Regions from separate parts of the Homo sapiens genome. Here region 2 is linked to region 1. The links are chromatin contacts, found by POLR2A ChIA-PET in ENCODE. All regions are on one chromosome and are shown on one strand. Each heading gives the region's core, a stretch centred on a gene start or an enhancer-like site at or near the end of the contact. The rest is flanking DNA. Distances are from core to core; before and after follow the strand shown. Region 1 overlaps SELENOI (selenoprotein I). Region 2 has its middle 21 kb from the start of RAB10.

Region 1 (6,694 bases), core at 2,743-5,242:
TATTACAGTAACATACTCATTAGAGAAACAATATCTGAAATTAAACATCTGGATATTATCCAAAATTTAGAGAATATCCCAAAACCCTTACAGCTACTATAATAAGCAACTTTCTTTTTAAAATTTTCCATTGCCTCCTTTCTACTCGGAGGCATTTATTGGTGCCATTTATAAGCCCCAAATTGAACCCATTTTGCTGTAGATTACTCACCACTCGTACTCCATAATGGATGTGGGCCAGAGTAAAAGCAGTTGTTAATGTATACAGGAGAATGCTCTCAACGTAAGAGGCTACTCCTAGGTTTACCACTAAGACAACCAAGAAGAGAGGAACCAGCAACCAATTCAAAGTTGGACACCGGGTACTACTCATTTGGCAAACAATCAGCTGACACTGGACGTCAATTTAAAAAAATAAGAGAGAAAAAAAGAAAAATTTCATTAGCAAAGCACTTCCAAAACTAGTCTTTCCAACATTTGAAAAGCATTCAAGTACCTGAACCAACACACTTACATTATCTAAGTTCAGAAGTTCTCAATGCTTAGGGGCCCAACTGGACCCCTGGCCCTGCCCAAAAACCCATGTAACCTCAGAGTGTGTGTCAGAAGAGGCTGGAAGATAACTGAATAAGGATGCTATAGAAGGCATTCTCCCACTGGGCAACAGTTTGAATAAAAGAAATTTCTCTCAATTTTAAGATTCTACGATATGTTAAAAAAAAAAATCAAAATAGCCTCCCACACCCCCACACAATTAAGTTTCTTTATGGCAATGATGAAGAAGTGCTATCTCCAATTCAGTCCCATTGCCATAATTAGTATCTCAAAACCTCTTTGGCTCCTTTATTTTTGAAGACCTTACTTGAATATAATTTAATTCTTTCAGAGACACTTTTTATACAATGCATTAGTGTTTTTAGATATTTAAACCCTATAAAATCAGCAAGACTTGAGATATTACACACGTTACAAACATGGAAACATAAGATGAGTAGCTAAGTTACAAAATAAAAACTTCTAAGGACCCAGCCTGAGCTAGAACACAGACCTTCTGGCTTTCAGGACTATCAGAGTCTTTTCTCAACTCCTGATCTCTGCTTCCTGTCTGCTCTCTTGCACAGTCCAGCATGGAAAGGAATTTATAAGAATATGTTCTATTTATTACAAAGTTTTAAATTCCACGTTCTTAATCTTAAAATCAGCTGATTTTTAAAGTGTGTGTTTTCTCTTTCTCAAAAATCTCTTCCAAGCTTCCTAGAATAATCATTTAAGTCTGCAGCTATTTTAGCCATACTGGTAATATATTTAGAGTCTAAAGGGAATCTATAAATTTTTTCCATGAATTCTTCAGCGGGCAACCAAAATAAAAAATTTAAGTGTGCCATAGTTCCAAAATACTACTGTAGTCTCCAATCCTATTGGTTTCAAAGGGCAAAATAAAATAATTTTCAGCATTTCAGTCTTTGAGGTTACTATTCTTTCAAATTTCTGAAATAAAAATCTTTAAGTTAAAATCTGTTTATTCTAATATTAAAGATTTTTCAAATTATCAAATTCTGTCATACAATCCTAATATATATTATGATTTTTAAAAGAAAAAAATCTTACTGTACTGTTGGCAAAAGCTGTTCCAACCATAAAGTAGAATACTCTAGGATGTAGCTCTAAAATATCTGAAGGTGACCAAAGGATCCACGCTGTAGACAAAATGAACAGCAAGCATGGAGAAAATAAGGGAACCATAGCTTCATAGACTGAATTGAGTTTCAAGGTGTTATTTTTATAGCTTCTGGAAAAAAAAATCAAGTAATATAAAGAACATTATTACATATAAATTGTACAGTACTTGTACTGTAGTTTATAGTTTCCTTATTTATACACTTATTTTATACTCACAATAATCTTGTGGCATAGACAGAACCAACATCATTAATCCCATTTTACAGACAGGCTAAGTGAGGATAAGAGAATTTAAATTTACAAAACTTGGTACCAAGTGGCAGGGCCAGGATTAGGACTGAAATCTTCTGACCTCTAATCCCATTTTTTTCTCTTTAAACCAAACTATCAACTGCTGTGCTAAGAATATAAAGATGAATAAAATCTGGACTTTGTTCTATGAGATATTCTAATGGGGTAAATAAGATGAACATAAAATACTAGAAGAGTACCTCAAAGTGCGGCTTTGACACAAAGTGATAGAGAACTTAGAGTAAGACAGCTCACAATGAAAGACTCTGAGGTGCGACTGGCATACCACATCTCAGTGTCTCTAAGCACACAGGAGGTTATACAATACACGCCTGCTCAGCTGAACAGAGCTCCAAATTCCAGTCCTGCTTCCGCCATTGATCACACGACCTCGGGCAATATGTTGCCCAATGAGAGCCTCGTTGTTATAAAATGAGAAGAAAATGTAGAGAAATAATCTCTACATCCTTCAGAGCTTTAAACTGTATGGCTTCTATAAATAACTGCCAGCTCAAATAAATGAAGAAGATTAATAGCGCTTGGTTTAACATAAATAAGATTCTGCTACGCAGATTTGAGAGCTAAAGGATGAAGTGGGAAGTGTAAGAAAATGTTTCAACCAGAAGAAAAAGGAGCAAAGGAAGCAGTGGGAGTAAAATTACTAAGAAGGGAAAGAGCAAAATATATTCAGGACACAATAGGCAAATTCAGTGTGGCTGAGCAAAAGTGGAGAAGCACATAGATCAGAGAAATGAAACTCCACCTGAGCATCTCCCTTCTCCCCGCAACCCAGACAGGAACTTCTATATAAGGGCTATTTAAGAAAAGTCAGCACAGGTCCAGTTTGGTCCTAAACTACACACATTCAGAATTTTTATGATCTTGCTAAAATTTTTTTTTTTTGAGACAGAGTCTCGCTCTGTTGCCAAGGCTGGAGTGCAGTGGCGCGATCTCGACTCACTGCAACCTCCGCCTCCCAGGTTCAAGCAATTCTCCTGCCTCAGCCTCCTGAGTAGCTAGCATTACAGGCATGTGCCACCACACACAGCTAATTTTTTTATTTTTAGTAGAGACGGGTTTCACCATGTTGGTCAGGCTGGTCTCGAACCTGACCTCGTGATCCGCCCACCTCGGCCTCCCAAAGTGTTGGGATTACAGGTGTGAGCCACCGCGCCTGGCCTCATTAGAAGACTATTTGATGAGTCCAAAACCGTAACAAAAGAACTAGTAGTTTTGTGCTGTGTTTGAAATGACTACATTAGCCACCATCGACACCCTAAACTATCCTACCCCATTAAAGATTTAAAATATAGGTTTTGTGACCTTTTCAAAATGTCCTGACTCCAAAAGGAAAATAGATCCCTAAGTTCAGCTAACAACTGCTAAAACTTTTCATATTTCTTGCCCATTTAAAAAATAAAATACTTACCTGAAAAAGTTTAATAAACTCATTGGAAGAGTCACACATAATGCACAACCTAAAGGGAATAATTATTCAATTATTATGCTTATTCAAGAGCAATTATTACATTACCACTGAATCATGCAAAACAAATTTTTTTAGACCCCAAAAATTTCAGGTTCAAGTTTACTTGTGTAATAAAATTAAATACATTTATAAACAACATTTACAACAGGAAGAGTGGCAGTACAATTTGGTGATTCAGAGGGCAGACTCAAAAAGCCAGCTGGGCCTCAATTTCAGTTGTACCATGAACTGATTACGGGACTTCAGGCAAATTGGTGTTTTACTGCCTCAGTTTCCTTATTTATAAAATAGAGATAATAGTTGTACCAACCCCACAGAGCTTTGAGAAGTGAATGAGTTATGACATGTTAAGATACCTAGAACAGTATGGGGTACTGAAACTGCACAGTAAGCATGAGCTACTCAAAGGGGGAATCCTGTTGCTTCACATTTATTTTTTACCTTCCTAGCTTTTTTTTTTTTATGGAAACAGGGTCTGGCTATATTCCAGGCTGGTCACGAACTACTGGGTCAAGCAATTCTCCTACGTCAGGCTTCTGAGCAGCTGAGACTACAAGCATGAGCCACCACACCCAGTCTTCCTAGCATTTTCAGTTTCTCCCCCTAGCTACTTCCATTCGCACACTGGTTCTCTCCCCATAAACTTTAAAACAAAGATGGCCTTCCCAAGAAACCCTCCTATTGATTCTGCTGTCCTCACTATCTACTATCTTCTGCTTTGTCTTATCATTTGCTAAACTTTTCAATTGTCCTCAATTTCTTAGCACTTTTTTATTCACTGTGTTCCAACTTTGCAGAAATTATACTCTTGAAATTTACCAAGCTTTCCTAATGTTCAAATTCAGTATCGTTTTTTCATTCCTGACTGCTAAGTGAAATGCCTTGGTTGACTATCCACTAAACTGAAATTCTTTCCTCCCTTTGCCTTTGTGATGCCATTCTCCCTATGTTTCCGCTAGCCATCTCACCATTTCATTCTGTGTCCTTTGTTGCCAATTCTACTTCCTGCATATTACTACCTGGGTGCCCCACCGTACTTATACTCTCTCTCTCTCAGAATCCCTCTTAAAGCACAACTACAAGCTTACAACAGATGACTGCAATATCTAATTATGGACTCTTGGACAAACTCTAATAATCTGAACTTCAGATTCCAGTTGTACAATGGGGATGGGTTGAACTATTTTCTAGTGTCCCTTACATCTTTAAAATTCTTTGATCCTATGATCTATAGTGATATAAGTTCCTAATTATTTTCTCTCTCAAACTCCAAATCAATATATCTGGCAAGCTGCTGGGCACTTCATTTGGATGTTCCATTGTCATGCAACATATTAGCCCCAGTTTGTCTCTTCCAGACACCTGGTGACTCTACTTGGTTTGAGGGTCAATGCAGCTATGGCCTTAAAGATTAAAGGCAGAAAACATTCCTTCTAAACAATTCCTAAGACATCTGGCTTAAAACAGAAGACTAGAACCCAACAGAAATCTTATCTCTAAAAAGAATTACTCTGCTACTTCCAAGCCCAAGTAGAACAAAGTTCCCCAAATTAGACGAACTTAGAGGGAAAGGAAGGAGAAGACCACCTGAGGTCCTCAGTGTTCTCAGAAATTTTTAGCAGCTTACTCCACGTCAAGCTGGGAAGCACCAAAGGGGAGCCAAGGCTAAATGAATTAATGCAGAATTACTTGTAGCTCTGAGGTGTTGGAAATAGGCTGAGACAAACTAGCAAAAGATTTGCCACCAAGAGTAATTTTAGTTTTAAAAATCTTGAAATAACTATCTCAAGTATAGTGAGCATGTAGAAAGCCGGAGCTCTATACAGGCTGCCAAAGAGAAACGCTGCATCTTCTGTTTCTTCTTTATAGTACTTAATGTACTTTCTGAAACGAGTACTTAATTGTTAAATACTTATCTATGAAGCTCTATGTTTCAAGTAGAGAACAGTGATAGAGACCATATATATGTAGACCCGCTTTTCATCTTGCACAAGTGAAGGCCCAGACTTCATAATATAGGAAACTTAACAGCTAGAGAAAAATTGGAGTAGAATTTGTAAAAAAAAAAAAAAAAAAAAAAAAAAAAAAAGACCAAACTGAAGGAGATACAATCCAAGGATAGCATGGTCATAAAAAATATTTTCATTCCTCACATTTCCAGTTTATTTATTAAGTAGGTACACTTCAGTTAAAACCACCAAGACAAAAAGTACCTTAAGAAAAGTTAAAAAGAGAAACAATAATGGGGAAAACTATAATCTATATCAAAGGATTAATATACCTAATATATGAATAGCTTCTAAAAATAAAGGAAATGGCCAACAACCCTATAGAAAAAAAAATCTGTTTGAGAGATGTAAAATATGCAGAAAAGGACATACAAACGGCTCTTAAACACTAGAAAAGCTCATTCATAGTAAGAGAAAGGCAAATTAAAACTGTACAGACACATCATTTCTTACCTATCAGATTGGCAAAAAGTCAAACGTTTGACAATATACTATGTTGGTAAAACTGTAAATTAACAAGCACTTTCATACACTGCTGGTAGGAACAGAAAATCACACAACCCATATGTAGGGGAATATGGTAATTTTAAGCAAAACAGCACACATTTGTCCTCTACTAGCAATTCTACTTCTAGGGACCTCTTCCTCAACACCCTGGCAAAAAATATGAAAAGACTGATGTACAAGACTATTCACTGCAGCAATTTGTACAACAGCAAAAACTGGAACTAACCCAAATGTCTATTGATAGGGGGATGGTTGGACACACTACGGTACATCCACACAATGAAGTGCCAGGCAGCTGTAAGAGGACTGAGGAGGCTCCTTATAGACCACTGTGGAGTGATCGCTGGGATATACAATTAAGAGGGGGGAGGAAAAAAGGCACAGTACATAGTACAGTACATATAGAATGGAATGCTACCATGTATCTATGAAAGTGAGTGATAAAATGAAACACAAATATTTACTTATAGTAAGAAAGAAACAATGAAAAGATAAGCCATAAAATTAAAAACTAAGAATGGTTACCTCTGAGGAAAGAAAGGATTGGGTAACAACAGAAGCTAGACTTCTTTGAATATACCTCATTCTGTAAATTTGACTTTATCACAAATATTTTACATAATTATAAAGGAAAAATGAATTTTAAAAGAGAAAGTAATTCTTAAAGTAAAACAAATAAACCTAGATGTATAAATCCACAACTGGTGGCATAACCACA
Region 2 (7,422 bases), core at 3,724-6,223, 370 kb after region 1:
GAAAAAATGGCAGGTGCAGTGGTGCATGCATGTAGTCTCAGCTACTCAGGAGGCTGAGGTGGGAGGATTGCTTGAGCCCAGGAGTCAGAGGTTGCAGTGAGCTGAGATCATACCACTGCATTCCAGCCCAGGCGACAGAGTAAGACCTTGTTTTAAAAAAAGGCTGGGTGCAGTGGCTCCTGCCTGTAATCCCAGCACTTTGGGAGGCCAAGGCAGGCAGATCACAAGGTCAAGAGATCGAGACCATCCTGGCCAGCATGGTGAAATGCCATCTCTATTAAAATTTAAAAAATTAGCTGGGCATGGTGGCATGTGCCTGTAGTCCCAGCAACTCAGGAGGCTGAGGCAGGAGAATTGCTTGAACCCGGGAGTCGGAGGTTGCAGTGAGCTGAGATTGCGCCACTGCAACCCTGCCTGGCGACAGAGCAAGACTCTATCTAAAAAAAAAAAAAAAAAAAAAATCAGTGTCTTTCACTTTGCCTTGTTCCTTGGGACCAGCTCTTATTCAAACTGTACTGATATCAAAGCTTTTAGGCCTGAGACCAAGCTCTGCCCAGCTCTCCACTCTTGATTCTGGGCATTCACACCAGAGTCCCAATACCTTCCCACTGATTCCCACGTCAAAAGACAAAATTCCAACAAATTTAGTTTAAACATTTTAACTGGCTTTCATTTGAAATTCCAGAATTGGGCAATATCTCATTCTACAAGGCAGAGTGAATGTTCCCATGAGCCGAGCAGAGGAGGTTGGTTTTAGAGACAGAAAGCAGAAACAAAACGAAAAGTGGATTCGTCGTTTCAAAGTTACTTTTCTCATAAAGGTTAAAGCAGAGGGGACTTCCTTATCACGCTGGCTAAAACTGGCCTTTTTGGAAATTTGGCTATTATCTCTCATTCTCCTGATTTCTTAGAAGGTCAGATAAACTTAATTTCAGCTTGGTGACATGAAACTTCAGCATGAGTAACTTCATTTTGGTTTGGTCTGTTGGACCTAGTGCAGGAGCTCAGTCCAAACCAATGGTCTCCAATAAATTGTATTTATACCTACATGGGCCAGTTGTTTTCTGGTCGTCTGCCAGCCCAGACCACACCACAGTCCTGACTTCATAATTCCATGCACTTTTTTTTTTTTTGAGATGAAGTCTCACCCTGTATCCTAGGCTGTAGCTTAATGGCATGATTTCGGCTCACTGCAAACTCCGCCTCACGGGTTCAAGCGATTCTCCTGCCTCAGTCTCCCAAGTAGTTGGGATTACAGGTACCCGCCACCATGCCCGGCTGACTTTTGTATTTTTATTAGAGACGTGGTTTCACCATGTTGGCCAGGCTGGTCTCAAACTCCTGACCTCAAGTGATCTGCCCGCTTTGGCCTCCTAAAATGCTGGGATTACAGGCGTGAGCCACCATGCCCAGCCCTTCATAATTCCATGCACTCTTAATTTGTGTCTGTCCCACTGGCTACTACCACACAGTTGGATCTGATAATTTCTGTGTACTCTCTCACTAACTCATTCCCTTCTTCCTCCTTTTCTTTAGCCTTAAAACTCCTGAAGGTGGGTTTTCCAGGGCCCCTTCTCCCATCACTGCCTTTTGTGTATTCTCATTGCTAAGGACCCACTGTCTTGAGTCTCCTGCAGGCAAACAGCCAGCTCTACCCCTTCCCCTTCTTTCCTCCAGGCTCCCCTGCCAGGGGAGGGATGTTATAGCTCTCTTACCAGCGTCAGGACTTTGTCTAATCACTCCAGTTTTTCAATCTCTCTTAAAGTGTGGGAGCCACAATCAGGCATGATATGCCAGGCATGGTTTGACCTGGTGTAGTAGAAAAGACGACCACATTTTTCATTGTACACATGTACTGGTGTTAATGTAACCTAAGTGTAGATTAGGATTTTGGCAACTGTGTCATGATGTTTGCTCTAATAGGTTTGTGGCCAGCTAAAAATCCTAGGCCTTTTTTCACAAACTGCAGATAAGTCTCTACATTTTGTACTGATATAGCTGACTTAATAATATCTAACTTTAATAATTCCTTAAAAATAATTTTTTTATGTTTTTGAGGCAGGGTCTCACTCTGTTGCCCAGGCTGGAGTACAGTGGCGCAGTCTCGGCTCTCTGTAGCCTCAACCTCCTGGGCTCAAGCAATCCTCCCACCTCAGCCCCTCAAGTAGCTGGGACTAAAGGAGCACACCACCACACCCTGCTAATTTTTGTATTTTTTGTAGAGACAGGGTTTTGCCATATTGCCCAGGCTGTTTTTGAACTCCTGAGTTCAAATGATCCTCCTGCCTCAGCCTCCCAAAGTACTGGGATTACAGGTATGTACCACCACACCCAGCCTAACTTTAATAATTCATCAATTTATCACTATTATAAATAACTTTGGTTCTTTAACAAATAAATTGTGAGGAAAAAAAAAGTGTCAGAGGGGTGATTTGTAGATAAAAGAGACTTTCAACCAATTGCAATGTGTGGGCCGGGAGCAGTGGCACACACCTGTAATCCCAGCACTTTAGGAGGCCGAGGCGGGCAGATCATGTCAGGCCAGGAGTTTGAGACCAGCCTGGGCAATGTGATGAGCTTTATCTCCACAAAATTAATAATACAAAAAAATCAGCTGGGTATGGTGGTGCATGCCTGTGGTCCCAGCTATTTGGGAGGCTGAAGTGGGAGGATTACCTGAGACCAGGAGGCAGAGGTTGCAGTGTGCCAAGACTGTGCCACTGCACTGCAGCCTGGGTGGAAACCTTGTCTCTCTCTCTCTGTCTCTCTCTCTCTGTCTCTGTCTCTGTCTCTCTCTCTCTCTCTCTCTCTCTCTCTCTCTATATATATATATATATATTTATGTATATATGTGTGTGTATATATATATGTGTTTATGTATATATATATATATATTTTTTTTTTTTTTTTTTTTTGAGACATAGTCTCACTGCAATGCCTAGGCTGGAGTGCAATGGTACAATCTCAGCTCACTGCAACCTCCACCTCCCAGGTTCAAGTAATTCTCCTGCCTCAGGCTCCTGAGCATTTGGGATTACAGGCAACTGCCACCACACCCAGATAATTTTTGTATTTTTAGTAGAGACGGGGTTTCACCATATTGGCCAGGCTGGTCTTGAACTCCTGACCTCAAGTGATCTGCCTGCCTTGGCCTCCCAAAGTGCTGAGATTACAGGCATATGCCACCAGGCCCGGCCTCACCTCCTCATTTTAAAATTGATAATATAACCAGGAGATGATTGGTCTTTGCTCTCACTCCTTATACAACTCAAGTCCAAACTGAGAACTTTGTTTGCATCCCCTCCAATACATCCAAATTCAAAAATACCTATGACTAAGGAGATTTTACTGAAGGCTTCATGGGAAGACAGAAGAGGATTACATCACACACCATAAAGCAAAGCTTAATTAGATCCCTCCACTCCACTAGCTAAACCTGTTCTCCCTCCAAAAGTTTTCTCCCTTACTACCATATTGCCAACTTTCCTCCCTTCATCTCTTTCCGTATACAACTTCTGAATTCCCTCTTTTCTTCCAGACCATTCAGTTATGGTCCCAAGTTTATCACCTCATATCATTTGCATTCAACAAAACAAAAGCACAATAGTTACCTAAAAAGCAACTATTTTTCCTCAAGCATGCTCCTTGGGAAAGTGGGAGGTATCTCAGTTCATGGCAATAGAGCCCATGTCAATAATAAATATTTCCTGGAGGCTTGTTAAGAATAAGATGCTGGGCTAAGCATCTGACAAAATGATCTCATGTCATGTAGTTCATTAGTGGCAAATCTAGTATAGAACTTTAATTAGAAAGGTTAAATCACAACTTTTTTTTTTTTTTTTTTTGAGACAGAGTCTCGCTCCCACTGTCACCTGGGCTGGAGTGCAGTGGTACGATCTCAGCTCACTGCAACCTCTGCCTCTCGGGTTCAAGTGATTCCCCTGCGTCAGCCTCCCGAGTAGCTGGGACTATAGGCACCTGCCACCACGCCCAGCTAATTTTGTGTATTTTTAGTAGAGATGGGGTTTCGCCATGTTGGCCAGGCTGGTCTCGAACTCCTGACCTCGTGATTCGCCCGCCTCGGCCTCCCAAAGTATTGGGATTACAGGTGTGAGCCACCGTGCCTGGCCTAAATCACAACTTCTGAGCCACTCATATTCATGTTCTTCAGTTTTTTGTTTGTTTGTTTGTTTTTGCTTAACAGCCCTGTAGGCTAGATGGAAAAGGTACATTATTTCATTTTCTAAAGATAGGGAAATCGAGAGACAGTGACTGAGGGACTTTGCAACTTAGGTAGTGAGAGGTCTTGATCCATGTCTAGGTTATTTTGTCTTTTGCAGGATGTATGAAATTGTGGCCAAATTCACATGGAAAATGTAACGAGTAAGGGACACTGTGTAATCTAAGACACTGTTATGTGAGGTCAAGTAGAAAGGACCGAAGCATTATGATTGATAAGGAGTACCGAGAAGAGAAGTGGGAGAGGACAGACTGTCAGTGTTTCTCCCACGGTGACAGGGAAGAGAGGCCAGTGCTGGGCAAGGCAGGATCCTGTTTGGCAAGGGATGCCTGTCCCTGTGTGGGAAAGCATGACTCATCGGGGTGCCATAGCTCAGTGACACAGGCTCTTAAGATCTTTCAAGTCCCCTTAGCCCTACTCTGTATTTACAAAGTGACTCTTGGATATACTTTGAGCTTCTGAAGTGTGCCTTCCACAAAGCAAGGAATGTGCTGACAGGGGTTTCTTCGGGCCTATTGTCAATTACATTTCACAGAATGAATGAATAATGCTGCATCTGGTTTCTCCCTCGTGGGTTTGGTTTAGAGCGAGTTTATTCATTCAACATCAGTTCAACAAATATTTATTGAGTGCCATTTACGTGCCAGGCATTGGTCGGAGCCCTTGTGACACAGTCAGATAAGATCTCTATCCTCACAGAGTGCACGCGCTGATGAGGGGATGACGCATAAGAGAAAAACAAACATATCAATAGATAACTTCAAACTGATAGTCCACACCTGGGGTTACTGAATTCCTGCACACAGGCTCAGCTGTACCCGAGGTTCTAAGACCCTCCCTGTCTCATGCATACCAGGAAGACTTAAGAAGCTTTAGCTCAATCTCAGAGGATTTAGCAGATCAAATTTCCCTCTAGTCTGACCTGGCCCCTGAGAGGCCGTGTTTAGACTTAAGACCCACTACTTCTCTCACTGCTGCAGGTTTAGCCTCACAGCCTCAGTGTGTGTCACTCTATGCCCAGTGGGTTGGAAGGTCTTTCTACTCTAGTTAATGGGAACACCAGCTCTCCCCAGCCTGTGTAAGCTCTGCTGACGGATCCATTTCCTCCTCCTCTCCAGGGTTCCTTTCCCCAGTGTGTCAGTAGTTTCTTCACACACGTGACTGATTGGAACCCAAAGAATCAGGGGAAGCCAGGCGCAATAACTCACGCCTGTAATCCCAGCCCTCTGGGAGGCTGAGGCAGGCAGATAACCTGAGCTCAGGAGTTTGAGACCAACCTGGGCAACATGATGAAATCCTGTCTCTACAAAACATACAAAAAGTAGCCAGGTGTGGTGGCTTGCACCTATAGTCCCAGCTACTCAGGAGGTTGAGGCTGCAGTGAGCCATGTTCGCACCACTGCACTCCAGCCTCGGTGACAAAGTGAGACCCTGTCTCAAAAATAAAAAAGTCAGGGGACTCCTCTGCAGGTCTCCAGGAGCCCACGTTCTCTGTGCTATAGCTTGGACACTCTCTCCAGCTGGGACATCTGCTCTGCTCACCTCCTTGGTTTCCCTTCTCTTAAGGATCACTGTCCTGAGTTCCCTGTTGACCAATGACCAATGTCTTAAAACCACTGTTTCATATATTTCATTCAACTTTTTGCTTGATTAAGGAGAGGATAAATCTAGACCCCATTCCTTCATCATGGCAAAAAGTAGACATTGTCTTCTTCTGTTAAGTAATTGTTTTTATTGAAGCATCACACACATACACAAAAGCACACAAATCCTAAGTGTATACAGCTCAATAAACTTTCACAAAATAAACACACCTGTGCAACCACCTCTCACATTAATAAATAGAATATTACCAGCACATCAGAAACGCCATGCTCCTTTCCAATCACTACCCATCCTCACGGGGGAGCCACTTTTCTAATTTTTAACACCATAGTGCCTGTTTTTGAACTTGCAGTATGTATTCTTTTGTGTCTGACCTTTTCTGTGTGTTGTGTGAAGAAATAATTCCTTTCACTGCTATGTAACATCCCATTTTATTTTATTTTATTTATTTTTCGAGATGGAGTTTCACTCTTGTTGCTCAGGCTGGATGGAGTACAATGGTGCAATCTTGGCTCACTGCAACCTCCGCCTCCCGGGTTCAAGCGATTCTCCTGCCTCAGCCTCCCAAGTAGCTGGGATTATAGGCATGCACCACCACAGCCAGCTAATTTTGTATTTTTTGTAGAGATGGGGTTTCTCCATGTTGGTCAGGCTGATCTCGAACTCCCGACCTCAGGTGATCCACCCAGCTAGGCCTCCCAAAGTGCTGGGATTACAGGCATGAGCCACCTCACCCGGCCTACATCTCATTTTATTTTATTTTATTTTATTTTTATTTATTTATTTATTTTGAGACGGAGTCTTGCTCTGTCACCCAGGCTGGAGTGCATTTGCGAGTTCTCGGCTCACTGCAAGCTCCGCCTCCCAGTTCACGCCATTCGCCTGCCTCAGCCTCCTGAGAAGGTGGGACTACAGGTGCCCCTACCACGTTCGGCTAATTTTTTGTATTTTTAATGGAGATGGGGTTTCACCGTGTTAGCCAGGATGGTCTCGATCTCCTGACCTCATGATCTGCCTGCCTTGGCCTCCCAAAGTGCTGGGATTACAGGCGTGAGCCACCGTGCCCAGCCATTTGTATTTTCTTGAGACGGAGTTGTGCTCTTATTGCCCAGGCTGGAGGGCAATGGCACAATCTCAGCTCACTGCAACCTCCACCTCCCGGGTTCAAGCAATTCTCCTGCCTCAGCCTCCCAAGTAGCTGTGATTACAGGCATGTGCCACCACACCCGGCTAATTTTGTATTTTTAGTAGAGATGGGGTTTCACCATGTTGGTCAGGCTGGTCTCGAACTCCTGACCTCAGGTGATCCACCCACCTTGGCCTCCCAAAGTGCTGGGATTACAAGCATGAGCCACTGTGCCCATCCCCATTTTATTAATATACCATATTATTCATCTATTCTAAGGTTGATGGGTATTTGAGTTGTTTCTAGTTTGGGGCTATTATAAATAGTGCTGCTGTGAACATTTTTGCACTTTTTTTGAAGCCTATGTATGTATGCATATTTCTAGGAGTACATGTGTATGTATTTCTAGGAACTGCTAGATCATGACTAGGTATCTCTTCTACTTTAGTAG

The links. ChIA-PET counts read pairs that join two places held with the same protein, here RNA polymerase II (POLR2A).
Region 2: POLR2A ChIA-PET joins it to region 1 with 15 read pairs in activated T-cell. The contact joins two enhancer-like sites. POLR2A ChIA-PET finds 5 or more read pairs at or near these places in 3 of 52 experiments (OCI-LY7, PC-9 and activated T-cell).

The regions. Positions count from the first base shown.
Region 1 is chr2:26,380,054-26,386,747 of GRCh38, reverse strand. SELENOI (selenoprotein I) reads right to left here. Exons shown (of 10, transcript NM_033505.4): 7 at 3,401-3,449; 8 at 1,609-1,789; 9 at 212-394. Among named protein-coding and RNA genes, the nearest start is that of DRC1, 19 kb to the left of the region's middle. Within about 2 kb of position 3,992, at least 2 of the 41 ENCODE cell types and tissues checked have a DNase peak (open chromatin) inside an H3K27ac peak, as active enhancers do.
Region 2 is chr2:26,009,867-26,017,288 of GRCh38, reverse strand. No RefSeq gene overlaps it. Among named protein-coding and RNA genes, the nearest start is that of RAB10, 21 kb to the left of the region's middle. RefSeq lists enhancers at 4,994-5,493, 5,494-5,995. Within about 2 kb of position 4,973, at least 19 of the 41 ENCODE cell types and tissues checked have a DNase peak (open chromatin) inside an H3K27ac peak, as active enhancers do.